Linked DNA regions of Homo sapiens: regions 1 and 2 are each linked to region 3. The links are chromatin loops, found by intact Hi-C in ENCODE. Cell type or tissue: endothelial cell of umbilical vein. All regions are shown on one strand. Each heading gives the region's core, and the rest is flanking DNA. Links, peaks and the distances in the headings are about the cores only. Region 1 holds the start of LOC124900954 (a long non-coding RNA gene). Region 2 has its middle 45 kb from the start of ZFR. Region 3 holds the start of SUB1 (SUB1 regulator of transcription).

What was found. A loop is a pair of places that touch in the nucleus more often than their neighbours do. Peaks named below come from ENCODE experiments on the same cell type or tissue, not always from the same donor. Only the 100,000 strongest peaks of a DNase experiment are listed, where the experiment ranks them.
Region 1: a loop joins it to region 3, with 6 times the contacts of the local background. A loop is called at or near these places in 54 of 110 quality-filtered maps.
Region 2: it touches region 3 in a loop (5-fold over the local background); 96 of 110 quality-filtered maps call a loop at or near these places.

Annotation. Positions count from the first base shown.
Region 1 is chr5:32,499,457-32,510,297 of GRCh38, forward strand. LOC124900954 (a long non-coding RNA gene) reads left to right here and starts at 6,469. Exons shown (of 5, transcript XR_007058719.1): 1 at 6,469-6,661. RefSeq lists an enhancer at 1,807-2,453. In endothelial cell of umbilical vein, for the core only: no CTCF peak of the experiment used is centred there; DNase peaks (open chromatin) are centred at 5,785 and 7,075; H3K27ac peaks cover 506 bases; H3K27me3 peaks cover 295 bases.
Region 2 is chr5:32,484,730-32,495,570 of GRCh38, forward strand. No RefSeq gene overlaps it. Among named protein-coding and RNA genes, the nearest start is that of ZFR, 45 kb to the left of the region's middle. In endothelial cell of umbilical vein, for the core only: a CTCF peak has its summit at 5,157 (motif pointing right); a DNase peak (open chromatin) is centred at 5,212.
Region 3 is chr5:32,580,083-32,590,923 of GRCh38, forward strand. SUB1 (SUB1 regulator of transcription) reads left to right here and starts at 5,475. Exons shown (of 5, transcript NM_006713.4): 1 at 5,475-5,543; 2 at 8,430-8,502. The coding sequence starts at 8,431. RefSeq lists an enhancer at 1,886-1,945 and silencers at 5,649-5,748, 5,789-6,058. In endothelial cell of umbilical vein, for the core only: no CTCF peak of the experiment used is centred there; DNase peaks (open chromatin) are centred at 2,759, 5,459 and 5,999; H3K4me3 peaks cover 1,938 bases; H3K27ac peaks cover 1,720 bases.

The DNA of each region.
Region 1 (10,841 bases), core at 3,700-8,699, 79 kb before region 3:
GGAATCCCCCTACATTGGTCTTGGAGCTTGAGAGGGTGGAAAGGTACCAGCTTATGACTCCCCATCCACCCACGCAGGATTGGAGCAGTGGCTCTCTAGACATTTGTCCCTCTGACACAGACCTTTCTTTCTTTTTCTTTCTTTCTTTCTTTTTTTTTTTTTTGAGACAGAGTCTTGCTCTGTCACTCAGCTGGAGGGTAGTGGCACCATCTCGGCTCATTGCAACATTCTAGGTTCAAGCAATTCTTCTGCCTCAGCCTCCTGAGAAGCTGGGATTACAGGCACCTGCCACAATGCCCAGCTAATTTTTGTATTTTCTTAGCAGAGATGAGGTTTCACCTTGTTGGTCAGGCTGGTTTCCAACTCCTGAAACCTCAAGTGATCTACCTGCCTCAGCCTCCTTAAGTGTTGGGATTACAGGCGTGAGCCACTGTGCCCGGCCCACAGATCTTTCACTGAACTCTTTTTTTCCACCTCACTTCACCAACTGCCTCTCATACCTACAGAATTTTGGGAGGCCTTTCTCCTGGTATTGGACATGTTTTATGGCAGCTTTTGGCCAGATAATCTTTTAAAGATTGTTTGCTTAGCAGACCTCTTTGGAAGCTAGAGATATGTCTCCCTTCGGGTCAGAGTTCAGTTTTGTTTCCTGACTACTGTTGTTGTAGGAAAAGGGGTCCTTGGGAAGTTTTCATTTTTTAAAGCATCTCTGGAAAAGTTTCTAGTAAAGCCCTGGCTGTTAGAGCCAGGCCAGCAACCTTTGATATGCAAATGCAAGCCATTAGAAACTGGGTCCACCCAAGCATGGAGATTCCCTTGGCCTTCTTACCCTTTTTCGACATGTTTCTGGCAACACGGCCTCCCCAACATATCCCCACGTGTATAGAACACCTTGGTGCCCTATATTTGCATATTAAAAGGCTAGGGTGGGAGGGCCAGCTTTTTCTCGGGCTAGGTGAATGACATGCCTAGTCAAACCAATCCCCTGAGCCCTATGCAAATCAAACACCGCCTCCTCCAGCCACTGCACATATACCTGGCTGGTATCCGTGGCAGGTAGAGACCTCCTCTTTTGGCTTTGGAGCCCCCCTCCCCCTGTCTCTGTATGCGGGAGCTTCTTTCCTTCTGTCGTCTCCCTTCCTTCTTGCCTATTAAACTCTCCACTCCTTAAAACCACTCCACGTGTGTCCATGTAGTTTCATCTAAACCGACATGAGGACCAAGAACTCTGGTGTTCCTCCACTCTTTAGAGCCCTATCACTGTGATAAAGATAGTGTCCCCTGGGCACGGTGGCTCACGCCTGTAATCCCAACACTTTGGGAGGCAGAGGCAGGTGGATCACCTGAGTTCAGCAGCTTGAGACCAACCTGGCCAACATGGTGAAACCCCATCTGTACTAAAAATACAAAAATTAGCCAGGCGGTGGTGAGAGCCTGTAGTCCCAGCTACTGGGGAGGTTAAGGCAGGAGAATGGCGTGAACCCGGGAGGCGGAGCTTGCAGTGAGCCGAGATCTTCCTACTGCACTCCAGCCTGGGCGACAGAGCAAGACTCTGGCTCAAAAAAAAAAAAAAAAAAAAAAAAAAGATAGTGCCTTCCGCTGGGGCAAAGTTGGGGCAGGTGTGCTAGCGGTTCCCTTGGAAAACTGGGGGTTTCATGAACTCAGTGTTCCTCAGGGGCAGTATTCACCTGGCCAGCACTGGTATTGCCCCATGAGGCTTGGGGGCCAGCAGAACTGATGCGAACATTGGGGTCATGCTGCCTGCTGTGCTCTGAGTAGTAAATGACATCTATCTGGGAAAGTGGGGCAAATCAGCGGACCCAGCAGCTGCTATTTGGGGACGGCTTGGCCGCTTGACGTAGACTCTCTGAGGGGCTGCCCACTTTCTTCCCTGGGTCGGGCACATCCTGTATTTTAAAGGTGGGGACACCCTCCACTCTCAGGCCTCTGAAACCCTTAGCTGTTGACACCTCCTTTGCGTTCTCCTCCTTTACGGTCATTTTAATGAGGCATCAGGTGGTGGGAGTGGTAATTATTCATGTGTGTGCCCAGATTACCTAGTTGAAACGGAGCTCGTTTGCATTTCAATATACTAAAGAAACATATCCAGAGAGAACTTTTTGAGATTTTCAGCAGCTTTGTAAACAGAATACAACATTCAATAGTAAGTTGCAAAGCATAACGCATTGTAAAAAGGGACATTTTTGCTGATTCCAGAATTTCTCTCTCCTGCATAGCTTCTCAGATTTACGCCACAGGGATCAGCAGGATCTTTTAAAGATCAGAGGCTGAGTGGTGTTTTTCAGAGGCTGCGAAAAGCAGGGAGCAGGGAGACATGATGTGCTTGCTCCACTGCAAATCTGAGATTGTGACTGCAGATTGGTTTGCAGAACGTCATTCCATGAATTCCCATATGCAGGGGCTGGACAGCAGAAACCTATGAGTACTAGACTCCTTTGCAGTTAGGCTTCCTCAGGAGACCGCTACTCCACCAGAACACCCACTGGGTGAGACTTCAAGGTAGAAGTGTGAGACCCTGGCTGAGGGTGTGACCCTGGCTGAGGGCTCGAAGGTTGCATCTTCTGAAAAGCACCCCTAGGGGAGGTTTTTGTTTTTTTCTGAAACAGGTGTGGTGAAGTTTCTATTGTTTCATATCTGATTTCATGGGTATGGTTATGGTTAACCTGTACAGCATCTTTGTATTAATTAGAAAAAGACACCTAATTTTGCCTGAAGCACCTCAATTCCATCTGTAAAATACATGCACTCCTTGTATTTTAAAGGCAGCGACTTCTTCCACTCTCAGGCCTCTGAAGTCCCTTACCTGTTGATACCTCCCTTCCGTTCTAATACATCAATCATTAGTATACCAGTATATTAGAATAAGACTCCATCTGCTGGAAATTGTAAGATGTCTACAATGTGACTACCATGCGCTGGGATTATAAAGAGAATCCTGGTCAGAGATGCTAAGAGGCACGTGGTGGCAATAGTGAGGTTCTTGTTAGAAGAACCTACCAGGGTGGTTCCCTAGTTCAAAGCTGGTCCCCTAGTCCTCTCAGAAATGCATTAGCAGGCTGGGCGTGGTGGCTCACATCTGTAATGCCAGCACTTTGGGAGGCAGAGGCAGGCAGATCACTTGAGGTCAGGAGTTCGAGACCAGCCTGGCCAACATGGTGAAACCCGTTTCTACTAAAAATACAAAAATTAGCCGGGTGTGGTGGCACACACCTGTAATCCCAGCTATTGAGGAGGCGGATGCAGATGAATTGCTTGAACCCAGGAGGCAGAGGTTGCAGTGAGTCAAGATTATGCCACTGTACTCCAGCCTGTGCAGTGAGTCAAGATTATGCCACTGTACTCCAGCCTGGGCAACAGAGCGATACTCCGTCTCAAAAAAAAAAAAAAAAAAAAAAGCATTAGGTCACCTAATCCCCTTTAATTAATCTCTTTGTGTTTAAATTAGTTAGAGAGGGTTCTTCTCTGCCACTAATAATCCTGATCAATACAGACACAAAAGACAGAGAAAGTAGAAGCAGTGACAGGGGCCAAGGGAGAAGAAAACCAAATGAGTCTTGGGGTCTGTAGGAAGAAAAGAAGGGTTCCATTGGAAGAAACCAAGAAATAGAGAAGTCAGCTTCCACTTAACTGATGAGAAGACAGAGTGAGTTCCTTGAAAAGGACTCGTAGTATTCACAGGTAGGGGAGTTTTACAGGTTCAATAGAGGAGAAGAAGTACATTCACTTGAGAAATACATTTAATAGAGAATTTAGAAATCAGCAAAATATCCTTTTTATGGTACATTGTGCTTTGCAATTTACTAGTCAAATGCTTTTAAAATAACTAAATATATAATCCCATAGGTTTCCCCCTGTGATGGGAGAGAAGTAGTTGTCTGATCCATGGCACACATGGATTTGCTGATGGAGTACAGACACTGAGTCTGAAAGGATGTCCGTGAGAGAGTCCACAAAGCAGCTGGAGATTTGTGGGTGGTCCTGAGACAGGAATAATACAGGATAGTCACAGGAGGATAAAAATTCCAGACAGCAGTTTCACAGGACTAAAGGCTATGGGCTGAAAAGACTTTGCAAAACCATGGTGTGGGCCGGGCGTGCTGGCTCACGCCTGTAATCCCAGCGCTTTGGGAGGCCGAGGTGGATGGATCACGAGGTTAGGAGTTCAAGACCAGCCTGGCCAACATAGTGAAACCCCGTCTCTACTAAAATACAAAAATTAGCTGGGCATGGTGGTGCATGCCTGTATTCCCAGCTACTCCGGAGGCTGAGGCAGGAGAATTGCTTGAACCCGGGAGGTGGAGGTTGCAGTGAGCCAAGATCGCGCCACTGCACTCCAGCTTGGACAATAGAGTGAGACTTTGTCTCAAAAAAAAAAAAAAGAAAGAAAAAGAAAAACCACGTTGTGGGCCATGCTGGCTAAGATAGGCTGGATCTGGCCGGGCACGGTGGCTCACGCCTGTGGTCCCAGCGCTTTGAGAGGCTGAGGCCGGTGGATCACGAGGTCAAGAGCTCAAGACCAGCCTGGCCAACATGGTGAAAGCCCGTCTCTACTAAAAATACAAAAACTGGCAGGGCATGGTGGTGCATGCTTGTAGTTTCAGCTACTCGGGAGGCTGAGGCAGGAGAATCGCTTGAACCCGGCAGGCAGAGGTTGCAGTGAGCCGAGATCATGCCACTGCAATCCAGCCTGGGTGACAGAGTGAGACTCTGTCTCAAAAAAAAAAAAAAAAATAGACTGGATCCAACATGGTGCTGGATCTGACCTAGGTGCCTCCTAGGACCTCATTATGCACTCATTAGCATACTCAACACACTCCCACCAGTGCCATGACAGTTCCGGGAACACCTGTATTTGGTGTAAAAATGGGTAGCATGACAATTCTGAGAAATGATCACCTTTTTCCAGGAATCTTCATGAATATTCCACTCTTTGGTTAAGAAATCCATAAAGACAGAAATGCTAAATCCCATCACAGCACTCTCTTGAGTATGCATGCACTCTTTTTTTCTGGTGTGTGTACTTTCCCTTTGCAATAAATCTCTGTACTTTCACAATTTTCTGACTTGTCGTTGAATTCATTCTCACGATGGCATCAGGAGCCTGGACACCGGCTGGGGTTAAGGTCCCACTGACATTTAGAGACCTTCCCTAGCCCACCAGTATCAATCTCTGCCCCATTTTACCAGCTTCCCTCTTGGTTTTCCTCTCTGGTGTGGAAAACCTCAGTTTAGAACTGTTTGAGCCAGATTGCTTCTTCTTCCTTTGCTATCCACCTTTTAGCTATTTTATTATTTTGCAAACTGCTGGTAAAAGCTACGGGGAGGAAGGGACTACATCCTTGATTTGGTCATTGATTTAAAGACTGTATCTCCTTATACAGCTGGCATCATCTTCTACTTGCAGATGGAAAATACGCAGGCCCCGTGAAAGACAGCAAAGAAACATCTTGCCTTCCCCGTCTCTCCCCCTTGGATTCCTGATCTCTACCTCTTACGGGGCTCTGCCTTCTCTTAACCCCTTGCCCTTTTCCTCAATTTAAATTGTCTGTCCCTCAGCTTCATCCCATTCTCTCCTGGATAGATCCAGGGCTTTGAGCCAGGAGAGTGCTGGAAAAAGAGGGCCTGCTCTCAGGGAGCCGCGGAGGGAGGGATCCAAACATTGGACACTTCCCAGCTTCACACATTTTTAGGTTATTATGTTAAGAAGCCTGTCTGCCTCATTTTGTTATTCTAGTCTATTTCGCATTCAACCCCAGGAGGAGGAAGGGTAAAGGAGAAAAAAAAATCCTTCCTGCCACAAATAAAATGTAGCAGATGTTAGCTGATGATTACAAAAAGACAGTAAAGCAGGCCAAGAAACCATGGGAGGGAGGGGGTGGACCACAGCAGAGGGCGGGGGAGTGGGTGTTCGTGGAGCTGAATGTTCAGGGCAGATGCTCTGGAGGATTAAATTACACCGAGAGTGAGGCTGCTGGTGCCGTCCCTCAGCCCTGCTCTGTAGCGCTGGGAGCTATTTCAAGCCAGTGAGAAAGAGAGTCTGCACTATTTGTCTTTAGGAGGTGCTTTATTTCCTTCCCTGTTTTGGAAAATGATACCTAGCTCTGCATGCATGTGGGTGCCTTTTTTAATGAAGTGCTACTCAAGGACTCAAAAGAAGGAACAGTGGCAGATGGGGCATCTGTGGGTTTTGCCTCTTCTGCAGCCATTCCCCCCTCCTCTGGTAACAGCACTATGATTTGGTGGCGGGGAAGGGCTGGGGGTGCATCTTTTTCACTGTAAGTCCCTGTGGTTCAGGTGAGACTGATTCCATCCTGCCCAATGCCCCTGCTCCAAGCTGGGCACTTACGCCAGCCTAAGCCATTGATTGCCCTGGAATGTTCATGTGACTTAAGTTAGGATGAGGAGAGTCAGCTCCAGGACTTTTGCTGACACTGTTGTGAAAGAGGGGCTTTCTGCTGCGAATGCCAAGTGGATGGTATGCAAGTCTGGAGCTGTTCCTGGCTTGTTCTGTGAAAACTTACTGGAGAATGAAGCCAATTAGAAGAGATGCATTTGAGCAATGAAGAAAGAAGTTTCCTGAGGACATTGAGCATCTGGATCCAGCTGCAGCTGAAACTGATCCTACCCTAGGACTTTGCAGGTATATGTGGCTGTAAGTCTTCCCCCACCTCTTTATTCTCACCACTTTGCATTTGGGTTTCTGTCCCTCACACCTAATACAAGTGCCTTCAGAAAGCCCGGGAGGCTTGTCCAGGTCACTGTGCTGGGCAGAACAAAATGAGGGCAGCTATCTATCATTGCCTCGATGCTGCTCTTGCTGTGGATGAAGCCTGGAGGCTTATTTCCAGGTCATGTTTGACTCTGAGTACACAGCTGCCTCTGAGAAAGATTGCCAGGCAGGAGTCAGCAGCCAGAACTCAGCTCAACAATCGTGTTCAGTTCTGTGTTATTGTACAGCAGTGCTCTCCAAGGACACCCTTGAATAGAAATGAATGCACATAAAGGTCCAACATGCATTCAGGAAGCCAGAGTCTCCACTTGTGCCCATATGCAAAGGAATCATTGTTCTCAGACCCCCTGGTAGAGACAGCTCTCAGCTCACTGACATGAACTGATGTGAAAATGTTCTTTAAGTGGAAAGCAGCAGGAAGCAGCTGTTAAGGAGGTGGGCACTTAGAAAGGAGAGACCACTTTACCATTTATCCATTTGTCCAGCATACATTGATTGACCGCCTTCTATTGTGTTAGGGACAGAAATGCTAATAAAAGACAAAGTTCGTGCCCTCAGGAAGCATGCAGTTGAGTCAGGGAGTCAGCAAGAAAATCAACTGGTAAATAAATGTAATCATGATAATTTAAACGGAAATAATAGGAGAGTGCCATCTACCCAACAGCATAACTCTCTTCTTAGTTTGTAGAATCTGGATTTTATTCTAAAAGGCAGGATGCTCAGGTCCCTCCCCCAGGCTCAGGATTAACTATGATACATCTAAGCCAGTGATTCCAAATTTTGGCTTGCATGAGTCACATGGAGGGCTTGTTAAAACCAGGAATCCTGGGCCCCACTCCCAGAGTTTCTGATTCAGTAGGTCTAAGTGAAGCCTAAGAATTTGCATTTTTTTTTGTTGAGACAGAATCTCACTCTGTGATCTTGGCTCACTGCAACCTCTGCCTCCTGGGTTCAAGCAGTTCTCTTGCCTCAGCCTCTCAAGTAGCTGGGACTACAGGCATGCATCACCATGCCCAGCTAATTTTTGCATTTTTAGTAGAGATGGGGTTTCACCATGTTGGCCAGGGCTGGTCTTGAACTCCTGGACTCAAATGATCCACCTGCCTCGGCCTCCCACCCTGCTGGGATTACATGTGTAAGCCACCCTGCGTGCCCAAGAATTTGCATTTCTAACAAGTTCCCAAGTGACGCTGTTGCTGCTGGCCTGAAGATCACTAATCACAATCAAGCACAATCATCTGGTTTACCCCTTCTAGTATTTGGTTTAGGGTTAGGCACATGACCAAATTCTGGCTGATTAAATGAAAGGAAAAGTCAATGAAGTTTTAGGACAACTGTTTGCTTCTTGGTAAAATGTAAGATGGAAAGGAGGCCTATCTTTTCATCCCATCCTGGGTTCCAGAACTTTATCCTTAGTTCAGCTAAAACTGGGTTCTTGTCACACAACTAAGAAAGATTAGGCTTGTGGACACATAGAAGGGTGAGGAAAATGGAATTTATTGGGCAAAAAGGAAAAAGAAAGAAAAACTCTCAGCAAAGTGAGAGGGGGTCTTGCCAACAACCTCCCCCCTCACAGACTGAATCCCGGGTTACCACACAGGCACTGAAGAGGCCAGACTCTTCCCCCCTGCAAATGGTGTGAACTTCCCAAGGCTCCACCCGATCCTCCCAGTGCACAAGCAGGCATTATTCAGAATCAGCTGGGAAAGAGCAGGCTTCATTTGCGACCAGCAGACCGGTTTTTCAGCCTTCAGGCTGTTTTAGGCTTGAAGGCAGGGTTTCACTTGGGACTCTTGGCTGTCTTCTGTCTCTATCACCTGAAATGAGGTTATGTGGGGAGCTGCTGTTTAGAGCTACTGATATCATGTGATGATGTGCACTTGGCCAAGAGGCTTGCAAAAATCCTGATCCAGACCCCTGACATTGTTGAGGAGCTGAGCAAACCCTGGAACCACCCACCTCCGACTCTTTGTTGTGGAGAAATTAAATGTTGTTATTCCCGTTTTCCATCAGAGCTGGAAGTATCCCAACTGATTCAGAGGGCTATCAGTCTGAGGCTGAGTAGGATGGAGTATCAGGAAAGGCTTCCAAGAGGAAGTAGACTCACTCTTCTCCAGCTCTTCAGTGAGAACTATTCCCGTTTGTGCTTTGGCAAAATGACAAATGATGACACCCCATAGACTCACTTTGTAGACTAACTTTTGAATTGCCTGAATGAGGAATTTTAAATTTATGAATGTCAAGGGTTTATTTCATGTGTAAATAACTGTGTTGGAATGGAGATTGAGAAAACCATTAATTTTTTCTGTGGCGAAGTCCAGGAAAAATTTGTGAAGGAGGGCTGGGAGGGCCTGGCATGGTGGCTCATGCCTGTAATCCCAGCACTTTGGGAGGCCGAGACGGGCAGACCATTTGAGGTCAGAAACTTGAGACCAGCCTGGCCGACATGGTGAAACCCCATCTCTACTAAAATACAAAAATTAGCTGTGCGTGGTGATGCACGCTTGTAATCCCAGCTACTTGGGAGGCTGAGGCAGGAGAATCGCTTGAACCGGGGAGGAGGAGGTTGCAGTGAGCCGAGATCACACCACTGCGCTCCAGCCTAAGCGACAGAGCAAGACTTTGTCTCAAAAAAAAAAAAAAAACAACTTTGTGAGGGAGATGACATTGGGCCAGGCTACTGAGAGCTGATGGCACGGGTTGGGGAGTAATGTAGTGCTGGAATCTAGCAAAGTGTGTGGTGTATAATAAATACCCGTATGTTTCCAGGGCTTACCTAACCTTAAGAATATATCATCCAGAGGAAATGGCATGAACAGCAGCCCGAAGGCATGACAGTTTGGTGTCTCTGGCTATGAGTACACAGCTTGGTATGGTGATCTAGAGGTAGTATGGGTTAGACTGAGCCATGATATGAAAAAAGCAGGGAAGCATTGGAGTAGATTAAATTGGAAACCAAAATCACGGTTCTCAGTTGGGTTAACAACAACAGCAAATCCCAATCCTCAAAGACTTCTGAAACTCGGAAGGTGGTTGAGTTTCAAGAGGGTTGCCCAAGAAGAACTCTTGCCCAACAAGGGTTGGGTTGCCTCTCCTCTGCCTAAGGAGGCAGTCCTTCCCTTGGAGTAGGAATTGCTTCATGACCTGCTTCTCATTTTGCTATGCCACTAACCTAAATCCAAATACAACATGGCCTGGGGTGGAGCAGGGTGGGATTGAGCAGGATGTGAAATGACCAAGGATATGATAATAGAAAATGATCATTTGTGCAGCATGCTGGGTTAAATATGAGATTGCTTAGAGCTGGGAGTGGGCAGCCCAGGGGTTCCATTCACCCAGAACACAACCACAACAATGAGAACACTATTGCTACATATCTGTAACCTGTTGCTTATTTACATTTTCAAAAGCCCTGATGATGTTTCTAAGAATGAATTTCGAGGATGTATAAACAAGGCTCGTGGAATATAATTTTAGCTTGTGCTAGATTTAGTGATGTGGGTATAGTTATGCATTAGAGAAGACAGGAAGATCATTTCTGTTTGTGAAAATTGCCTTCAAAATAATTTAAAACAATGTTCATTAAAACAAGTTAGAAAGGTATAAGAAAGAAAATTAAATCACCTGAAATCTCATTACGTTGATAATACCTTAATAATTGTTCTAAGTTTGCTGCAGTTGGCTGATGTAGCCATGGATCCACTGCTGGTCCACTCGCGATAATAGGGAAAGGCCAGAAATAGCTTGGCATGACAGAGAGCAGTGGATCTCAGGCTGTGCGTAGTGGCTCATGCCTGTAATCCCAGCACTTTGGGAGGCCAGGGCAGGCAGATCACTTGAGGCCAGGAATTTGAGACCAGCCTGGGCAATATGGTGGAACCCCGTCTCTACAAAAATTAGCTGGTCATGGTGGCACGTGCTTGTAATCCCAGCTACTCGGGAGGCTGAGGCAGGAGAATTGCTTGAGCCCAGGAAGGGGAGATTGCAGTGAGCTGTGATTGCACCACTGCACTCCAGCCTGGTGACAGAGCAAGACCCTGTCTCAGAGAAAATGTTTAAAAAGGGAGCAGTGGATCTCAAACTGGCTGCA
Region 2 (10,841 bases), core at 2,452-7,451, 95 kb before region 3:
ATTTATTTTTTGCATGATCTCGGCTCACTGCAAGCTCCACGTCCTAGGTTCACACCATTTTCCTGCCTCAGGCTCCCAAGTAGCTGGGACTACAAGTGCCCGCCACCACGCCTGGCTAATTTTTTGTATTTTTAGTAGAGGCGGGGTTTCACTGTGTTAACCAGGATGGTCTCGATCTCCTGACCTTGTGATCCTCCTGCCTCAGCCTCCCAGAGTGCTGGGATTTGGTCCATTTTTTAATCAGGTGTTTGTTCTTTTGCTATTGAGTTGTAGGAGTTCCTTACATATTGTAGGTATTAATCTCTTATCAGATAGATGATTTATAAGTATTTTCTCCCATCCCATATATTACCTTTTCACTTTGTTAATTGAGACCCTTGATGTACAGAAGTTTTTAAGTTTGATATACTCCCTTTTGTTGATTTTTCCTTTCATTACCTGTGCTTTTTTTTTTTTTTTTTTTTTTTTTTTTGAGAAAGAGTTTTGCTCTTGTTGCCCAGGCTAGAGTGCAATGGTGTGATCTCAGCTCACCGCAACCTCCACCTCCCAGGTTTAAGCGATCCTCCCACCTCAGTCTCCTGAGTAGTTAGGACTACAGGCACGTGCCTCCATGCCCAGCTAATTTTTGTATTTTTAGTAGAGATGGGGTTTCACCATGTTGGCCAGGCTGGTCTCAAACTCCTGACTTTAGGTGATCTACCCGTCTCAGCCCCGCAAAGTGCTGGGATTATAGGCATGAGCCACCCCGCCCGGCCCCTGTGCTTCTGATGTCATATCCAAGAAATCATTGCCAAATTCAATGTCATGAAGCTTTCCCCCTGTGTTTTCTACTAAGAGCTGTATAGTTTTATCTGTTACACTTAGAGCTTTGGTCCATTTTGAGTTAATTTTTGTGTATGGTGTTAGGGAAGGCTCCAACTTCAATCTTTTGCATATGGATATCCAGTTTTCCAGCACCATTTGTTGAGAAGACTGTCCCTTTCCCATTGAATGGTCTTCCCATCCTTGTTGTAAACCATTTGATTATATTAATGTATGTAAGGGCTTACAGTTTATTTTAATTCTTTTTTTTTTTTTTTTTTTGAGACAGGGTCTCACTCTGTCACCCAGGCTGGAGTAAAGTGGTATGATCTCAGCTCATTGCAACCTCTGTTTCCCAGGTTCAAGTGATTCTCCCATCTCAGCCTCCCGAATAGCTGAGACTACCAGCACACGCCATCATACCCAGCTAATTTTTGTATTTTTAGTAGAGACGAGGTTTCATCATGTTGGCCAGGCTGGTCTTGAACTCCTGACCTCAAGTGATCCGGCCACCTTGGCCTCCCAAAGTGCTGGGATTACAGGTGTGAGCCACCGCACCCGGCCAGGGCTTACAGTTTATATCTGTGCTCTCTATTCTATTCTGTTGGTCTATATGTCTCTCTTTGTGCCAGTACCACACTGTCTTGATTACTGTAGCAGCGATTACTATCATTTAAAATCAGAAAGTTTGATACCTCCAACTTCATTCTTCTATTTTAAGGTTGTTTTGGCCATTCGGGGTTTTCTGAGAGTCCATAGGGATTTTAGGATGGATTTTTCTTTTCCTGAAAAATAAACAAACAAGGAAACAAACAGTATTGGGCTTTTGATAAGGATTGCATTGAGTCTGTAGATCATTTTGGGTATATTGACATTTTAACAATATTAAGTCTTCCAATCCATGAGATGTCTTCCTACTTATTTATGTCTAAATCTAAATCTTTCAGCAACATTTTGTAGGTTTTTTTTGTTTGTTTTTGTTTTTTTTTTTTTGGGACAGATTTTTGCTCTTATTGCCCAGGCTGGAGTGCAATGGCACGATCTCAGCTTACCGCAACCTCCTCCTCCCGTGTTCAAGCGATTCTCCTGCCTCAGCCTCCTGAGTAGCTGGGATTACAGGCATGTGCCACCATACCTGGCTAATTTTGTATTTTTTAGTAGAGATGGGGTTTCTCTATGTTGGTCAGGCTGGTCTGGAACTCCTGACCTTAGGTGATCCACCCGCCTCAGTCTCCCATAGTACTGGGATTACAGGAGTGAGCCACTGCACGGGCCTTGTTTCGTTTTTTTGAGACAAGGTCTGGCTGGAGTGCAGTGACACCATCTTTGCTCACTGGTGGCTTACAGGCATGAGCCACCATGCCCAGCTGTAGTTTTCAATATACAAGTGCTTCATCTCTTTGGTTAAGTTTTTTCCTAAGTATTTTATTCTTTGTGATGCTATTGTAAGTGAAATTATTTTAATTTTTTTTGGATTGTTTATTGTTAATGTACAGGAATGCAACTGATTTTTGTATGTCGATTTTGTATCCTGCAATGTTGCTGATTTTATTAGTTCTGTTTTTTTGTAGAGTGTTTATCATTTTCTAAGTGTAAGATTATATCATCTGTGAACAGATGCCTTCATCCTTTCCAATTTGGATGGCTTTTATTTCTTTTTCCTGCCTAATTGGTCCGGTAGAACTTCCAGTACTCTACTGAACAGAAGTGGTGAAAACATGCATCCTTGTCTTGTTCCTGATCTTAGAAGAAAAGTTTTCAGTCTTTCACTATTTAATATGATGCCAGGTGTGAGTTTTTCATATATGGGCTATATTGTGTTAGGTATTGCATTTTTGAAAGGAGTAGCTTTTTGCGGTCATTTTATTTAATTGTATAACCTTTAGTGAGTTACATTGGACAATATGACCGGGCATGTTTTTGATGGGAAACAGAATATGGAGCACATTTTTGGCTTAGGTAATATCATGGTCTGGAAGTTAATGGGCTGCTCTAACCCATATTAGAGTCTGCTGAGGCCAAAATATAAACTGTCCGCGAGACAGATCTACAAAAGAGCAGTGGCTGGTATTGAGGGAATAGATTCATGAATGTAGAAGCCAGGAACGTTCTGGTACATGCCTGATCTCTTCTCCCAGGAGGAAGGGGGAGTTAGCTGTGCTCTGGCAGATTTTTGAGCTGAAAGGGTTGCACGACTGAAAATCTGGAAAATGTTTAGGGGAATCTCCATTTCCCTGGCCTCAGTTATATTCTAGAGTAACACTCCTGTTCTCTCTCCCACTCCTTATCCACTCACTCATCTCTATGAGAAGAGGACTAATTTGCTTGATTGGTGACTTAAGTACAAGGGCCTGGGCACCTTTGCTCAGTTCTTTCCCTGCCGTCTTCCACGATGTTTGCTTGGAGATCATTCTGGCCTTTGCCCTGCTCTGTGGCAAGCTCTGAAGCCTGTTTCACACACATGTTGGATGTCCAGGGATGCCTGTGGCCCAACAGGTAAGTCTGTATTTGTTCAGGGGTAAAATATTGGCAAGTCCTTCTAGATGCACCCTTAAACTATGTTTTCCCATCAGCTTGTTAACAACACTGTCAGCTTTTGATTTATATCTGTCTGCCTCCATTTTCTTATTCCTCCATTGATTCCAGACTTAGGAAAGGCAGAAAAAAGTATTATTTTGGCTTTCTAAGCACTATGGAGTAGTATGCAGCAGTTAAAGAGAAATAAGTAGGCCAGGCGCTGTGGCTCATTCCTATAATCCCAGCATTTTGGTAGGCCGAGGTGGGTGGATCACTTGAGGTTAGGAGTTCAAGACCAGCCTGGCCAACATGGTGAAACCTCATCTCTACTAAAAACACAAAAAATTTAGCAGAGCATGGTGGCATGTGCCTGTGATCCCAGCTACTCGGGAGGCTAAGGCAGGAGAATTGCTTGAACCCGGGAGGCAGATGTTTCATTGAGCCAAGATCATGCCATTGCACTCCAGCCTTGGCAGCAGAGTGAGACTCCATCTGAAAAAGAAAAAAAAGAACTAAATGGCTTCAGAGAAATGTACATGGAAAGGTTTATTGATAAAACATATCTTATTGTTAATTTAAAAAGTCAAGCTGTAAGCTGGGCATGGTGACTCCTGCCTGTAATTGCAGCAGTTTAGGAGGCTGAGGCAGGAGGATTGCTTGAGCCCAGAAGGTCAAGGCTGCAGTGAGCCATGATCATGCCTCAGCACTTTAGCCTGAATGACAGAGCATGATCCTGTTTAAAATATATATATATATTTATATATATTTATATATAAAGAAAAAAATCAAGCTGTAAAAGAAAAAGAAGACAGATATAATATCATCCTATTTATGCTAATAAAAAGCTCCACAAACAATAAAACTCAATATTTCTCTAGTACATTTATGTATGTGAAAACATATAGAAAGTTCAGGAATAACAATGGCTTCTGTATGTTGGATTTGAATTTTTAAAACAGTAGAATATGTCTCTGTAATTTACAGTTAAAAATGAAAAAATCATGTGTGTGAGTAGAGTGTCTGACTAATGGATAGCCCCTTTTGAAGGTTCTGAGGTCTTTTTCTATTATTTTCAGGTTATGAGTTGTGAGATTTTCCCTGATTGGGATTGTAGGAGAGGAGGGATGGATATGCCAGCCACGTGGAACCCAGGGCTGCAGGGTGAATGAAAGCTCCTGCCCTGGGAGCAGATTCTGGGATCCATAATGAGGGCTGAGTGTTGGGCTAGAAAAGCAGACCCCGCATAGGATTGGGGAAGCTGGGCAGGCAGGATTGGGATTGAAGTTTGGGTGCCAGGCTGAATTTGGGAGTTGATTTTTTTTTTTTTTTTTTTTTTTGTATTTTAGTAGAGACGGGGTTTCACCATTTTGCCGAGGCTGGTCCTGAACTCCTGAGCTCAGGCAATCCGCCTGCCTCGGCTTCCCAAAGTGCTATGATTACAGGCGTGAGCCACCGGGCCTGGCCGGGGCTTGATTTTTATTCACTGCTTTCTGTGACATGCACCGGTGGGTTGACTGGGTTTAATGTATAGAATTGGGCCAGAAAGAACTGTGCTTTTAAGCACAGCTGCTCAATGTCTGCATTTGTGAAGTATCAAAGTACCCAACTAATGTTTGACATGCATAGACTAAATCTGGGGATGCCACCAGAGCGAGGACACTATTACCTGTCACACAGTCCTGCTGCAGCTTCTTTACCTCACACGGTCCTGCTGCAGCTTCGAGGAGGACTCTGCACCTGCAGATCCTTAAAAAAGCTCTGTCTGGGTGTCCAATGGAAGAGCGGTGAAATGCAAGAATATAACAACTCTCAATTTTCTATCGTCCTTTACCTCCACCACGAGAGGGCGCATGGATTTCGGTCAGAGAAGTGACTTGGGCCTGGGCAGGAGGCCAGGCTGGGATAATTACTTCCAGGTGTGGGGGGCTCTGTGCCTCTTCCCAGAGGCCATAGAAATGAACCCTTCAATTGGCCAAATAGATTATGTCATTTTGACTATTGATTCTCCCCTACGGCTGCTGGTTCTAACCCAAGTTTATAACAGTCACTGCGTTAACAATTGCGTTTAACTCTTGATTGTCCTAGCTTTCATTTGATAATTCTTTGAGCTGGCTGCTGCTTCTTTCTTATGTGTTTACTTTCAGGCCACATCATCAGCCTTCTGCAAATATGGCAAAAACTGAGTGGGAGAGGAGGGTATCATTTGTCCTCAGTTTTGTCACTAAAGACTACATCACAAAAAAGGCCCATCCCTTTGTAAACAGAAAGAAAAGAGAAAAATGGCACAGAAATTCCTAGAAGCAGCATTCCATCTTTTGTTTGTTGGTTTCATTTGTTTCGTTTTGAGGTTGTGAGCAGATGGCCCAGCTGCATCAATAACAGAGTCAGAGCTTACTAGAAAAGAGCGGAGATTTAAGAGAGTGGGTGATGCTAATAGCTCACCCCATCTCCCTTTGCACTATTTCTCCAAGTAAAGACTGCCTCCTGCCTGCATCTGAGCTGCTTGTAAAAATGCAGCTTTCTGGCCTGCATCCCAACCTAAGGAATCAGAATCTGGAATCCTGAATCTGCATTTTTAATAAGTTCCCTAGTTGATTTCTTTATTCTTTTTTTTTTTCTTTTTTGAGGCAGGGTCTCACTCTGTTGCCCAGGCTGGAGTACAGTGGCATGATCCCAGCTCAGCTAAACTCTGCCTCCTGGGCTCAAGTGATCCTCCCACCTCAGCCTCCCAGTAGCTGGAATTACAGGTGTGCGCCACCATGCCCGGCTAATTTTTGTATTTTTAGTAGAGACGGGGTTTCACCTTGTTGCCCAGGCTGGTCTCAAACTCCTGGCCTCCAGTGAACCACCTGCCTTGGCCTCCCAAAGTGCTGGGATTACAGACATGAGCCACCACACGTGGTCCCCTAGTTGATTTCTTATGGCTATACATTACATTTGAGATTAGAGGTAAGCCTCCTGGGGCGAGGCAAGAGGGGAGATGTGACACCCAGGGATAATATTTCTGCACCAGGATTCAGGCAGGACCTTACCCCGAGACAAAGGTCACATAGCCCAGGAAGCTGCCCTGTGGAAAACAAAGCAGCCAGTAGCTGGGCCTGAGGATGGACAGGAGAGGCTGTGAAGCTACAGAAGCCGGATTCAGCCCCACTGGGAGCTACAGAAGCTGGACTCAGCCCCACTGGGAGCTACAGAAGCTGGACTCAGCCCCACTGGGAGCTACAGAAGCTGGACTCAGCCCCACTGGGAGCTACAGAAGCTGGACTCAGCACTGCTGGGAGCCATCTAGATGGAGAAATGGAAACTCTGGAAGAGAATCTGAGGATTCCCTGCTCTTTGCCACTTAGAAACACCCAGAAACCCCAAGTGCAATGCCCAACAGTGTTGATTCTATCTGCAGAGCACCTCTGAAAAATTACTTTCCATAGTGCGGGAAAACTCCTTAGTCGCACTTCCTAGAGTTTCACCAAATACAGCTTGATTCGTGTGGGATTTTTGTTTTGTTTTTAGATCTTCTTTTTAAGTGCAAATCCCCTTGGGAAAATGGAGCTCTTGTTCAGACCTTGGAGAAGATTTGCTTATTACCTCTCATTACATAGTTATGATCTTTTACCCTAAGAAGCAAATGAAACATTTTTGTTGAATTCAGAAAAAGAGGTAATTTTAGAGCCCAGGGAAGCTTAAGGGGTAGAAGAATGGGGATAGAATATTAATTCCACGCCAGATGTGGTGGCTCATGCCTGTAATCCCAGCACTTTGGGAGGCCGAGACAGGAGGAACACTTCAGCCTGTTAACAGTGGCGTAATGGTGGGGGTCTGCAGCAACCTCAATTCTTGCCTCCCCAGAAGACAAAATTTGACCAAGGGGCATAAGGCAGAAGGAGAGACTGAGGCAAGTGTTAGAGCAGGAGTGAAAGTTTATTAAAAAGCTTTAGAGCAGGAATGAAAGGAAGGAAAGTACACTTGGAAGAGGGTCAAGCAGGGGACTTCAGGGATCAAATACGTGGTTTGACCTTTTGACTTGGGGTTTTATATGTTGGCATACTTCTGGGGTCTTGCGTTACTTCTCCCCTGATTCTTCCTTTGGGGTGGGCTGTCCGCATGTGCAGCGGCCTGCCAGCACTTGGTAGGGGCTGCATGCACAGTGTGTTTACTGGAATTGTACACGTGCTCACTTTGTGTCTCTATCTGTATCTCTCTTCATGTCTCTCTCTGTCTCTGCATCCATCTATCTATCTATCTATCTATCTATCTATCTATCTATCTATCTATCTATCTATCTATCTATCTACACATATGTATCTCCAGCCTGGGGAATATAGTAAAATCCTATCTCAAAAAAAAACAATGAACATGATGAGAGAGAGACAGAGTTGCAGAGACAGAGAGAGACATGAAGAGAGATACAGAGAGAAACAGAGACGCAAAGGGAGAGGGACAGAGACAGAGGCAGAGACCTTATTGGCTCACGCCAATGTCAGGGCTGGCGAGTCTGAAATCTGCAGGGCAGGATGACAGGCTGGAAACCCAGGGAAGAGTTGATGTAGCCATAGTCCAAAGACAGTCTGGGGGCTGAATTTCTTCCGCAGGATACCTCAGTCTTTTTCTCTTAATGCTTTTAACTGACTGGATGAGGCTCACCCACATTATGGGGAGTAATCTGTTTTACTCAAAGTCTACAGATTTAAATGTTAAGGAAGGCATCCAAATGCCTTCACAACATTGATTTGGGGAGGCAAAGGTAATAAATATGAAATAAAGCAAAAGAAATTGAACAAGGACAAAATACCTTCACAGCAACATCTAGACTGATGTTTGACCAAAAACTAGGTACCATGGCCTTGCCAAGTTGACACATAAAATTAACTATCACAGGCTCTTAATCTTCAACCTGGACAGGACACATCTGACTTCTGCTCATGGGTCATTGACTAAAGTATATCACATGGCCACATCTAACTTCAAGGGGGCAGAGAAATGCAAATCCTACCATCTACCCAGAAGGAGAAGAGTCAGAACATTTGTGAACAGCCCTAATGTCCACCATAATCCTCATTTCACTAAGGCAGTGCAAGCACATTCTGAGTCAATTTGGCATCCCTTTCTTTCCCTGGGTTCCATCTATGGAGGTGGTAGGAGGACTCACATATGCCATGGCAGTAGATGATTCCTGGACCTGGTTCATTATCTATTCAGGTTGGCATGTCTTGAGACATCCATCTGTTTGCGGTTGTCTGCCTACCCCATTTCAGTTTACAGGGCTCCATGAGAGCCAGCCGCTGTTGTGGGTATATAAGCACCTTTCTGGAACAAGCAGGAATTATACTGTTCTTCCTGGGCCATCCTAGGACACAATAAATTATTTGAGGTTGGGGTGGTGGAGACTGCTAGTTGCCCCCAATGTCTGTTCTCTTCTTCTCTAGATATTATTATTACTTTTTTAGAGACAGGCTCTTGCTATGTTGCCCAGGCTGGACTCGAACTCCTGGGCTCAAGGGATCCTCCTGCCTCAGTCTTCCAAGTAGCTTGGATTACAGGTATACACCACTGTGCCTGGCTCAGAACACTCAATTTTTAGCTGGGCACACATCCAGAATAATGAATACAATTCCCAGACTTCTTTGCAGCTTGGTGGAGTCACGAGTCTAGAGTCTGGTCACTGGGATATAGGCGGTGGAGAATATATATATATAAAAATCATCCATTATGGGGCCTTAAAGGCCGAGAGTGGGCTTTTCTTCCTTATTTTCTTCTTCCTACTGTCTGGAGCATGGATGAGATGACTGGACTATGGGCAGTCATTTTGGAGAATGAGGAGACTTTGGGAATGGAGGTCATACATAGTGAAGCAAAACTTGGAAGGAGTGCTATAGCAACCCTCGATCACCAATCTGTCATGTGAAAGGCAAATTTACTTCCTACTTGTTTAAGCCACGTGCTTGATTTTCTGTCACTTGCCGAATGTAATGTAATTATAGCAAAGCAAGAATTTCTGCACCTGGCTGAGCGCGGTGGCTCATGCCTGTAATCCCAGCACTTTGGGAGGCAGAGGCGCGTAGATTGCCTGAGGCCAGGAGTTCGAGATCATCCTGGCCAACATGTCGAAACCCTGTCTCTACTAAAAATACAACAAATTGGCCGGGCGCAGTGGCTCACGCCTGTAATCCCAGCACTTTGGGAGGCCGAGATGGGCGGATCACAAAGTAAGGAGTTCAGGACCAGCCTGGCCAATGTGGTGAAACCCCGTTTCTACTAAAAACACAAAAAAATTAGCTGGGCGTGGTGGCGGACACCTGTAGTCCCAGCTACTCAGGAGGCTGAGGCAGGAAAATGTCTTGAACCCGGGAGGTGGAGGTTACAGTGAGCCGAGATCATGCCACTGCACTCCAGCCTGGGTGACAGAGCGAGACTCCATCTCAAAAAAAAAAAAAAGAAAAAAAAATTAGCCAGGCATGGTGGTGCGCACCTGTAATCCCAACTACTCAGGAGGCTGAGGCACGAGAATCTCGTGAACCCAGGAGGTGGATGTTGCAGTGAGCTGAGATCGTGCCACTGCACTCCAGCCAGGGCGACAGAGTGAGACTGTCTCAAAAAAAAAAAAAAAAAAAAAAGAATTTCCACACGTGGTAGGAGATAGATCCCTGAGCACTGATTAGGCCTCTCCCTTACTGAGTGGTATAAAAGGCAGTGAATCCATAGCTCCCGACCACCCTGCACGTTCCCACCTCTATGGCTACACCTCAGAGAGGAGCTAAGGATGCATCCCCTCACCTACTTGAATCCTCGTGTATATCTTTGGCACTCTGTTTGCCGGCTCAGATGCCAACTGAAGAGAAAGTAGTCCTGAGGTGTCTACAGCTTGTCATTCATGTCACTCTTTGACCCTGCCCTGGACTTTGATGAAATGACTTGTCTTTATTTAGGTTCCCGCTGAAGTATCCTGAAATGAGGGTTTGAGTGCAAGTATGAATCGCTGATTCAGGAGATAATTGCAGGAAACTCCAATAGGGAATGGAGAATAAGATGGGGAGGTAAGGGAAGCCAGTAAAGTGTGCAGGTGAGTGAGCAAGCACCTTTCTCCCATGGGCAGCTGGAGCTCACTCCTGGGGAAAGCACTGGGAGTTGGGCAGGGTGTGCCTCAGAATGATTGCGAGCATCATCCTTCCTGAGGATCGAGGACGTTGAGATCCATAACCACCAACTCTTTGTTGGCCAAAGGTTGCTTCTACAGGCGTTCACCCTCCAGCACTTCAGGATTGCCCCAGCTGCAGGCCAAGCAGCTTCCTGTGGCCAGAAAAGAGTCTTCAAGAGGATTTGTGGGTGTCAGATGTGAGCCGCCTTCAGAGTGTAGCCTTGAGTGTCAGGGGGATCTGGGCAGGGCACTCATCCATGCCGGTTCTCCTCTAATTTATTCTCCAGTGTGAAATCAATGTGATTAGGGCCGGCGTGGTGGCTCACGCCTGTAATCCCAGCACTTTGGGAGGCCAAGGCGGGTGGATCACGAGGTCAGGAGTTCAAGACTA
Region 3 (10,841 bases), core at 2,351-7,350:
TCTAGACATCCAGAGCCACCATATCTTTTAATATCCAAATTGAATGGTTGGTGCTACCATTCCATGTGCCGTGGGACCTCCAGAATTCTTAAGTTTTCCCAAAATAACCTGGAAGGAGTTATGTTCTCCTAGTCATTCACGCTGTGATCTGCTTTCCTGCTTTAGCCTGGAGGTTAAACCAGAGGCGGCTGACCTCCCTAGGTGCCCACCACATCCCTGGCACATAAGCCTGTTCCTCTCCCTTTCTTTCTTGTTTCCTCTTCTTTGTATATTACTGGTATGTCTCTTGTGCTACAAACTCAGGCTCTCAGGAAATGTGACTTTCTTCATTTTCTTATGATTGTGTTTAATGATCACCATTTCACCTAGTGGTAAAAGCTTAATTGTGGCCAATTTCAGGTCAAACTCATAATTTCTCCCTTTCCCCCTTTCTCTCCTAAATTCTGGACAGAGGTGGGGTAGGATTACATGGTGTCAGAGCACTAAGGGTAGTGGTAGAGTCTGGCCCATTTTCCCCATCTGTCCATGACAGCCGCATTAGTCTGTTCTCGCATTGCTATAAAGATTTACCTGAGACTGGGCAACTTATAAAGAAAAGAGGTTTAATTAGTTCATGGTTCCACAGGCTGTGCAGGAAGCATGGCTGGAGAGGCCTCAGGAAACTTACAATCATGGTTGAAGGAGAAGGGGAAGCAGGCACATCCTACGTTGCTGGAGCAGGAGGAAGAGAGACAAGGGGGAGGAGCTACACACTGTTTTTTTTTTTCGTTTGTTTTGTTTTTTAGATGGAGTCTCGCTCTGTCGCCAGGCTGGAGTGCAGTGGCATGATCTCGGCTCACTGCAACCTCCGACTCCCTGGTTCAAGTGATTCTCCTGCCTCAGCCTCCCAAGTAGCTGGGATTACAGGCATGTGCCACCATTCCCAGCTAATTTTTGTAGTTTTAGTAGAGACAGGGTTTCACCATGTTGGCAAGAATGGTCTCGATCTCCTGACCTCGTGATCCACCCTCCTTAGCCTCCCAAAGTGTTGGGATTACAGGCATGAGCCACTGTGCCCGGCCGGTGCTACACACTTCTAAACAACCAGATCTCGTGAGAATTCACTCACTATTACGAGAACAGCAAGAGGGAGATCTGCCCCCAGGATCCAATCACTTCCCACCAGCCCCCTCCTCCAACATTGGGGATTACAACTCAACATGAGATTTGGGCAGGGACACAGATGGAGACCGTATCATTGGCCTTTGCTTAACAGTTCATCTTGTCTGATTCTTGATCCTTCTCACTTCTTCACACTGGTATTTGTTGAGATGTCCTTTGTTACAGCACTCTATGCAAGTTGAGGGTGGTGAGATTTCCTCTTCCTCACTGCAAGTCCTCCCCAGGTCTGCTGGCTGTCACTGACACATCTGTGCCACTCTTGGCCAAAGAGAAAGACATTCCCCTGAATGCTGCAGTACCCTGGGGCATCTCTGAACTCGGTGAGGAAGCCTGAGGTCGGCCATCCTGACACACCACACAGATATCTCTACCCCAACTCTGTGGTGGAGGGAGGGGCGCTTGGGTTGCAGAGGAGCTCGGAGAGCTCGGCTGCCTGGAAAGCAAGGCACCAGTTTGCTTTGCTCTCTCAGATCCCTAAGCCCTCTGGGAATTTGATGCTTCCTTCCTTCCCCAGGGCTGGTGTGGGGACAGACAGCAGAACTACTTCTCTACTCCTTAGACACTGAAGAGGGGCCTCATCTCCTTTCTCTTCTGACTCCTCCCTTTCACAGTTGCAATAATCTCTACAGGCGAGTGGGGTGGGCTAAAAGGAACTATTTTTGTTTGTTTGTTTTTGAGACAGGGTCTCAAAAACACCCAGGCTGTCACCCAGGCTGGAATGAATGCAGTGGCGCACTCATGGCTCACTGCAGCCTCGACCTCTCAGGCTCAAGCAATCCTCCTGCCTCAGCCTCCTGAGTAGCTGAGACTACAGGAACTTACCACTACACCCAGCTGATTTTTTTCTTTTTCTTTTTCTTTTTCTTTTTTTTTTTTTGAGATGGAGTCTGTCTCTGTCACCAGGCTGGAGTGCGGTGGCATGATCTTGACTCACTGCAACCTCTGCCTCCTGGGTTCAAGCGATTCTCCTGCCTCAGCCTCCTGAGTAGCTGGGACTACAGGCACGCACCATCACGCCCAGCTAATTTTTGTATTTTTAGTAGAGACGGGGTTTCACCATGTTGGCCAGGATGGTCTCGATCTCCTGACCTCGTGATCCACCCACCTGGACCTCCCAAAGTGCTGGGATTACAGGCGTGAGCCGCTGTGCCTGGCCCATTTTTTTGTATTTTTTGTAGAGACAGGGTCTCACTATGTTGTCCAGGCTGGTCTGCAACTCCTGGGCTCCAGTGATCCACCCACCTCGGCCTCCCAAATTGCTGGGATTACAGGCAGGATCCACAGCACCCAGCCAGAAAAAAACTTTAATAGCACATTACCTTAAATCTGTAATTTATGCCTGGAATCCTAATAGTTTAAAAAAGTCAAAAGCCAAGAATCTGGTCTGTGTGTTCTGGTCTAACATCCTTCTTCTAGTCAAATGCTGTAGCTGAGAAAACGGGGGATGGGGAAAGAGTGAAGGTCAGAAAGCAGGAAGTGCTAGTAACAAAAGCCACATTGGGTAAGATTTCAAAATAATATCCTGATACTTGAATAAGCCTTTTTCGGAAGCTTTGAAAGAAGTGAGTAACGGAGGGTGTCGACAGCATAAGGCCTTGGAGGGAACCGCATTAACAGTCCCGTGCCATACTCCAGGCCTCCAGGAACTTCTTCCTGGCAGTCTCCTCCTCAAGCTCTGTCCCTTTCATAGTTTGTGAGCTATTTCCCTTCTCAGCCCTACTTCCCAGTCTACCTCCCTTTCTGGGACACCTACAGATTCTCCAAATTCAGCACATTCCTTTTTGTGCCACCCTCTTCTTCCAGACCAAGGCTTGGAGTGGAAAGTGGGAGTTCTTTCACTTTTAAAGATGCCCTCTAGGAATTTGCCTATAAAAGGAGCTATTCCCCACCCCACAATGTACAAATGCATGTGAATTACACCTCCTTCCCATTCTATTATTTGAAAGCAACTGCTGTCTTTTTTTTTTTTTTTTTGAGACGGAGTTTCGCTCTTGTTGCCTAGGCTGGAGTGCAATGGGTGTGATCTAGGCTCAGTGCAGCCTCAGCTCACTGCAACCTCTGCCTCCTGGGTTCAAGCGATTCTCCTTGCCTCAGTCTCCCGAGTAGCTGACATTACAGGTGCCCGCTACCACGCCCGGCTAATTTTTTGTATTTTTAGTAGAGACGGGGTTTCATCAGGTTTGCAGGCTGGTCTCAAACCCCTAACCTCAGGTGATCCACCCGCCTCAGCCTCCCAAAATGCTGGGATTACAGGCATAAGCCACCACGCCTGGCCCCTATTTTGTTTAAAATAAAAAAGTTTCCTTCCTCTTTCATCTATGTAAAAAATTATTTTTGTTTATTTTCTTGAGTTATGTTTACCTTTTAAAAATGGGCAACGCTTAGGATCAAGGATTTTCGATTAGTTTTACAAAGTACCACACCCAGGAAAATTGAGCCAACAAATTTGCATGCAAAGTTTCAGGTCTCCCTACTTCTAAAAATGCATACCTCCTTAACAGCTCTCCACCTCCGACGCTTAGAGAACCGAAACCCAAACCTACAGCAGGCACACTGCCCAGGTTCCCTCAGTGACACAGAAACTGAATGAAAACTTGTTAAAGCAGGAAGGGTTGCAGATGGAGGGGATACCATATTAGTTTAAGTGTACGTGGTTTACCTTGAATATTAAGCATTTCTTTAGCTAGGTGTGGAGCTGCGCAGTGTCCCATGACAATGCATAATGTCAGTGTTTCTTTTCTTTTTTTTTTTGAGACGGAGTTTCACTCTGTCATCCAGGCTGGAGTGCAGTAGTACAATTTCAGCTCACTGCAACCTCCACTTCCCAGGTTCATATGATTCTCCTGTCTTACCCTCCTGAGTAGCTGGGCACACGCCACCACGCCCGCCTAATTTTTGTGTTTTTAGTAGAGACGGGGTTTCACCATATTTGTCAGGCTGGTCTCGAACTCCTGACCTCAGGCGATCCACCCGCCTCGGCCTCCCAAAGTGCTCGGATTACAGGGGTGAGCCACCGCGCCTGATGTCAGTGTTTATTTTCATGGCTTCTTTTATTTCATTATGATGGAGAGTTTCACAACAAACTAAGGGATTAGTTTGTATTTTTGTCAGCATTTAATCCTTTAAAAGTCAGGTAATTCTAGAAAGGGACGTGTGGGGGATGCTTTCACGTTTAGTGTTCAGACTTTGATTCCATCCGCTGTGTTCTTTGCGTCTCAACCCCATTACACATTCCGCTCCCAGCTTTAATGTTTGCAGGGAATATATAACTCTCTTCTCCTATAAGGGTGGGATGGGTGGGAACCACAGGTCTAACTGCTCCATATGTAGATCCAAACACTCCTCCCTTTCTGCAACCCACTGCCCTTCCTTAGCCTCTGTGGCATCTCCGATGTGCAATTCTGAGCTTCGACAGGATTCCATCCTCTACTTTGTAAAATCCCATACCATTCCTCTACCTGAGGCAGGAAAATAGGGTCTGGAGGGAGAGAACATAAGGACAATTCACGCTTCAGCTGTAACAGGAAATATCCTCTCCATAGGGCGTTAACTTTGGTTTCCTCGTCTATAAAATGGAGAGAACAGTCATTTCTGCTTTGGAACATGCTTGTTAGGATGAGTAATGTAAATTGCCTCCTGCAGCGTCTGACACGTAGTGGGTGCTTGATAAATCTTTGTTAATAGATATGCCTTTATATTGATTCTTAGCTGTAGGAAGTATTCATTCAAATACATATTCAAATAATCTTTTAGCTATATTCCTGCTTGTATATGGATTCCTCTTGCCTTCTGTGAACTCCCTTACATCTCCAGGACTTCAATACAGGAATAAGGAGTACTCCAAAGATTTCTTGCACTTTCTGGAATTAAACGCTGTGACTTTAGCTTCCTTCCTTTGGATTTTAGGAGGCAGAGGCATGTATTGAGGTGGGTGAAGTGGGGTAGGAAGACCATTTCTGGGAAAATGGGCCAGAGTATTGATCTTTTTCATTATGACCCCTTCGCTTCATTAGAGTAAACATTTATTGAACAAACGCAAAGCTTGGCGCTTGTCACTCATGTTTTATTGGCGTTTTCCTTTTTTTTAATTTTTTTTTAAGCTATCTCCTACAGGAAGGATATTAGCTCTTTCATTCTCTCAAGGGTCAGATGTAATCTTCCAACATCTGACTTTCGCGTCACCCATTTAGGAAGAGACGCGGTCCCTTTAAGGCCCTGGAAAGGGTCTAAGTGTTGGTTTCTGTGGGGAGGCCACGCCCCATCACGTGACCGCAGCCCCAGCGCGGCGGGGCCGGCGTCTCCTGGCTGCCGTCACTTCCGGTTCTCTGTCAGTCGCGAGCGAACGACCAAGAGGGTGTTCGACTGCTAGAGCCGAGCGAAGCGTGAGTGCGCGGGACCCCCTACCCCTACTCCTCGGGGCCCCCACCCTCCCAGCCGGGCCGTGAGCTGCCTTCGGCCCTCCACTCCTCTCGCCGGCAATGGCCGCGGGAAATGGCGGCTCTGCCTTACCTCCCCCTTCCCCTCGGCGTCCCCGGCCCCCTTCTCCGTTTCTGACTCCACGCCTGACGCGCTGTGGGCCCTTCCGCGGTAGACTCCTGTCCCCGGGGAGCCGAGTCGAGGCGGCGGGCGCTGCGGCCCGGGGCGGTAGATTGAGGGCGGCCGGGGAGTGAGGAGTCGCGGGGAGAGAGTCGCGGCGTCCCCGGGACAATGCGGCGGCGGCCTGCCTAGGTGGGGCGCGTGCGGTTACCTACTCTTCCCCCGCCCCTCGCCCTGAGCGGGGCGCTCTGGAGACTGGGAGAGCGGATGCGGGCGGGAGGGGGCCGGGGGAAGAACGGCTGATGTGCAGGGGGAGGGAACGCTTCGAGAGAAGAAAATGGCGCTTGGTGCAAATCCCGCCCCTTCCCACGCCGTCTTCTCCGCACTTCGCCGCCTCCCACGCCCCCTCCGACCAACCTGTCTCCCCTCGCCCGAGCGGCTGCTAGCCACGGGGTTCTAGCGGCTTGCTGGGGCCGCGCGACCCCTTCCCTGGTCTTGTGCTTGTCACCTTCCTGTTATACCGAAGTCGTGTGCCCTTCAGTCCTGGTTCATTTTCACCTCGTTTTTTTCTGATCTTTCCCTCAATCAGCAAAGGCTGAAGATTTCGTTTCTCTTTTTAAAGTTGCGTTTTGTATAAATTCTACAATAGTGGTTTCAGTATCAGTTACTTGAATTACAAGCTGCTTCTCCCCCCACCCCCACATTGGAACAGGCTCATTAAGGTAAATATATATTTGTTAAAAGTTTAGAGGCTGGTTTTAGTTACCGTTACCTTTCTTCTCCAGTGGACTTCTTTGGGTTGAGTACCAGGTGGTTCTTTGAAAAATTCTTAGGCCCCCAGGCAGTTTTTGATAACAGACGGTAGTTATGATCGACAGTTTCAAAGTGAAAAATTATGTTCAATTTAATTACCTTTTTAAAAAATATCTTTTTGTCGTATTAATTAGCATAAAAAACTTAACTAAATTGATTTTAGAGATGAGGTTGCAAAATGGAGCAGAAACAGGAAAAACGGATAAAACGTGGTCATGAACATTGCTTTTCCCTTCTGAATTTACCCTTGAAGACATTACCAGTTAAAATCAGATTGAGCTTTTTGAATTTAATGGCTAGGATTGGGGTGGCCCACTTCTTTTTCCTTGACCTCCTATTTTGGAACATATGCAATGTCAGTGCTAATGCAAGTTTCATCTAGAGAGCTAGATTATTTATGATTTTTTTTTAAGGAGGAATTTTAAGTCTTTTTTTCTTGTATTAAACAAATACAGTGTGTGATGTGTTTATTAGGCCCTTTAACGCATACAGAAATTAGCTAATTTATGCCTAGTGTTCCATTATTGGAACGCTAAGCATGTGGGAGTTATTTATGTGCTACTGCTCAAGATCATCGCCAAGGTCTGCTTGCATAAATTCAAAAAATTGCAACCTCTGGCATAAATGGGTTAATAGGACCTAATCTCTTCTGAGATGGGGAGAGCAAAAGATATTTTGATAATCAGCGTTTTATGACCTGGTGTTATAAGTGCCTTGAATAGAGGTATCCACGTATCTTGGAATTCCTTGAAATTTGGGGCTTAGGCTTACTGATAGTTTGCTTTCTGCAAACTTGCACTCAGGCACTCAGTAAACACCCACTTGTAAGCAAGGCACTAAGTTATCTATGTCTCTGGGGGGACCTGGGAAGTTACCAGCATGGTAGGAATTTGCGGGAAGGTTTTGCACCTCCCATAAATAGGTTTTGCACCTCCCATAAATAGGTTCTTCAAATTTTAATTATGTTCCAGAGTAGAAAAATCTGTGTAAAATGTAATGAATTGCTGTGAATTGTGTAAGATTTTTTTTTTTTTTTGAGATGGAGTCTTGCTTTGTTGCCCAGGCCGGAGTGCAATGATGTGACCTTGTGTCACTGCAACCTCTGCCTCCGGTGTTGAAGCGATTCTCCTGCCTCAGTCTCCCGAATTGCTGGGACTACAGGTGTGCCACCGTGCCCTGTTAATTTTTGTATTTTTAGTGGAGATAGGGTTTCACCATGTTGGCCAGGCTGGTCTCGAACTCCTGACCTCAGGTGATCCGCCTGCTTTGGCCTCCTAAAGTTTTGGGATTACAGGCGTGAACCATCGTTCCCGGCCTGAATTGCGTATAATTTTGTGTACTCTTGAATTAGTACCTGTCGTTATTTTGGTGATACGGCCAAAAAGTCAAAATATGAATAAAATATTATGTAAAAATTAATTAGATGTCACATTTGCATAGTACAGCTAGTTCCCTGTTGTGTAAATGTTGGGGTCAGTTCCCCATAGTGAATAATTTTACGTTAGTTCCAATCTCGTTGATGAGAAGTCTAAAGCAGTAATAGTAGAATTACATTTCTTCTGGTTTTAATAGTAATTGTTGTCTGCTGCCTTCTTGCAGTTTACCCTACCCATAGTGTGTAATGCCATTAAAACGAAGTATAGAAAGATCCATTGGCCTGGAGAAAGGTTAGAGGTGTAGGAGTGTATGACATTTAGTTCATTGTTCTTACTGGGTTCAGCACATTGCACCCTGCGTGTTATTTGCAACTTAAAAGGGTATAGATTAAAACTTGTGCTCAGTGTAACAACTCAGTACCACAAAAATGGTAGAATGAACCGTGGAACTTGTCCTTGATTTTTTTCTTTGATTGGGGGAGAGCTAAGTTGAAAGTAGTAGAGTACCTTATTAATTATTTTTGTAATGTATTTTTCTTTCAGGATGCCTAAATCAAAGGAACTTGTTTCTTCAAGCTCTTCTGGCAGTGATTCTGACAGTGAGGTTGACAAAAAGGTGACTACTGCTGCACCAAGTCATTTTGGTGATACTCAACAATATTGTCCATATCCCATTCTGAAGGATAGTAAAAGGTGTATTAACATCTTAAAATGAGGATCTAGCTGGGCGCGGTGGCTCATGCCTGTTATCCTACTTCTTTGGGAGGCCGAGGTGGCAGGATTGCTTGAGGCCAAGAGTTCAAGACCAACCAGGCTAACATAGCAAGAACCTGTCTCTTTAAAAAAATAAATAAATAAAAAATAAAAAATAAGAATGTGAATGGGTATTTCTGGAGGTACGGTTGGTCTCTGGACCACTTGACTAGAAGTGCCTAGGATGCTTTTTGCACATTCATACTCATAGGCCCTAAATCAGACTTAACAAGTCTTCTGTTGAGCATCATTAGGAACCCTAAAGTTGCAGAAACACTGCCTTGCATCCTAGGGTCATAGAATTCTAAGTAGGCCAAAGTCACTATTTGCCGTTATTTAGAAATTTACCAGATTTTTTTTTGTAAAATGTTAATTTTTTTTTTTAAAGACAGGGTCTTACTCTCTTGCCGAGGCTGGAGTGTGGTGGCACCATCATGGCTCACTGCAGCCTCGACCTCCTGGTCTCAAGCAGTCCTCCCACCTCTGCCTCCAGAGTAGCTGGGACTACAGGCATCATGCCTGGTTAATTAAAAAAAAAATGTTTTTGTAGGGACCAGGTATTGCTGTGTTGCTAAGGCTGGTCTCAAACTCCTGGCCTCAGGCAATTCTTCTGCCTCAGACTCCCAAAGTGCTGGGATTACAGGTGTGAGCCATCATGAGTGGCCATAAAATGTTAATTTTGACAGTTCTCTTAGTTACTGGTGTTTATTCTGCACATAAGGTTTTCTGAATTTTAGACTTGGTACATTTTTAAGTTTGTACTAAGTTTGTGCTCTGGTCCCTTCCATTTAATTAAATCAGCACGCAGTAAAGCTAACTTGAAACCCATTGACAAGATAGGCTTTTTCTGCATTAGATGACAGCTGCACCGTAATTGGTGAATTTCGCTAAATTGAGCATCTCAGTGGAGCATAACTGAGCGTCTCACTCTGCGGTCAAGTCTTCCGTGCAGAATTGTCTTTTATCGCATAGAACTTTACATATCTGAAGAGATATTTATATCCTAGAAATAGAATAAGTTGGTCGTGTTTTTCCTAATTAGTATATATCCTTTGTAAAATAGTAAGTAATGACTAGCACTGGTAGACCTGTGATTTCCGAAAGTTTATTCAAAAGAAGCAGGCTCCCTATCTTTTTTTTTTCCTCCTGAAGCTTAGCAATTTTAGCTAAAAGAAAAGGGGAGAGCGTATGGGAGATTGGAGAAGTTGCAACCTTAAAGTATAAATATAGAATATAACAACACATGGAAGGGTAAAATAAGGCTTCAAAGACTATACTTGAGTAAATTTCTTAATTTTAAAATTTGCACCCTATATAGTATTTGAGTATGTTGATGTAACACATGTGTATTGAGCTTTTATTTGCCAGACATGCACTATTCCACAGGGAATACTTAGAGCCTGATTTATAGAATAATTGCTTTCTGCATATTGAGCTAACTTTTTGTTTGTCCCAAATAGTAATATTACTCTTGTAAACACTTAACCTTGTATACCACATTTTTCATTTCATGTTTTACATGTATATAATATTTTTCCTAGCTTCATCTAATTTGGTAACATTCAATTAATTTAGTAACATTAAAATATTTATACTATTCCATCAAGAAGGAACATGACTGCCCTCTTCTGTTTGGGTTGGGTATTGTAGTGGTTTTTATGGGTTAGCTCTTTTTGAGAATGCGACTTTCTAATAAGCTTTTAAAATAATGCTGTTTTTAAAACAACGTTGTGATTTTTGAAAGCTAGTCTAACACATAGCTGTCTACAATGATTTTTTTTTTTTTTGTAATGAGGAAGTTCTTGAGTTGCTGGCTGTCAGTGCCCAGTGCAAAATAGCTCTCTAAAGATTTGCCTAATTGTAAATTCCTTTTTTTTTAATTTTTTATTTTGAGATGAAGTTTTGCTTTTGTTGCCCAGGCTGGAGTGTAATGGCGCGATCTCGGCTCACTGCAACCTTCGCGTCCCGGGTTCAAGCGATTCTCCTGCCTCAGCCTTCCGAGTAGCTGGGATTACAGGCGTGTGCCACCACGCCTGGCTAATTTTTTTTTTTTTTTTTTTTTTTGAGATGGAGTATCGCTCTGTTGCCCAGGCTGGAGTGCAATGGCACGATCTCGGCTCACTGCAACCTCAGCCTCCTGGATTCAAGCAGTTCTCTGCCTCAGCCTCCCTAGTAGCTGGGATTATAGGTGCCCACCACCAC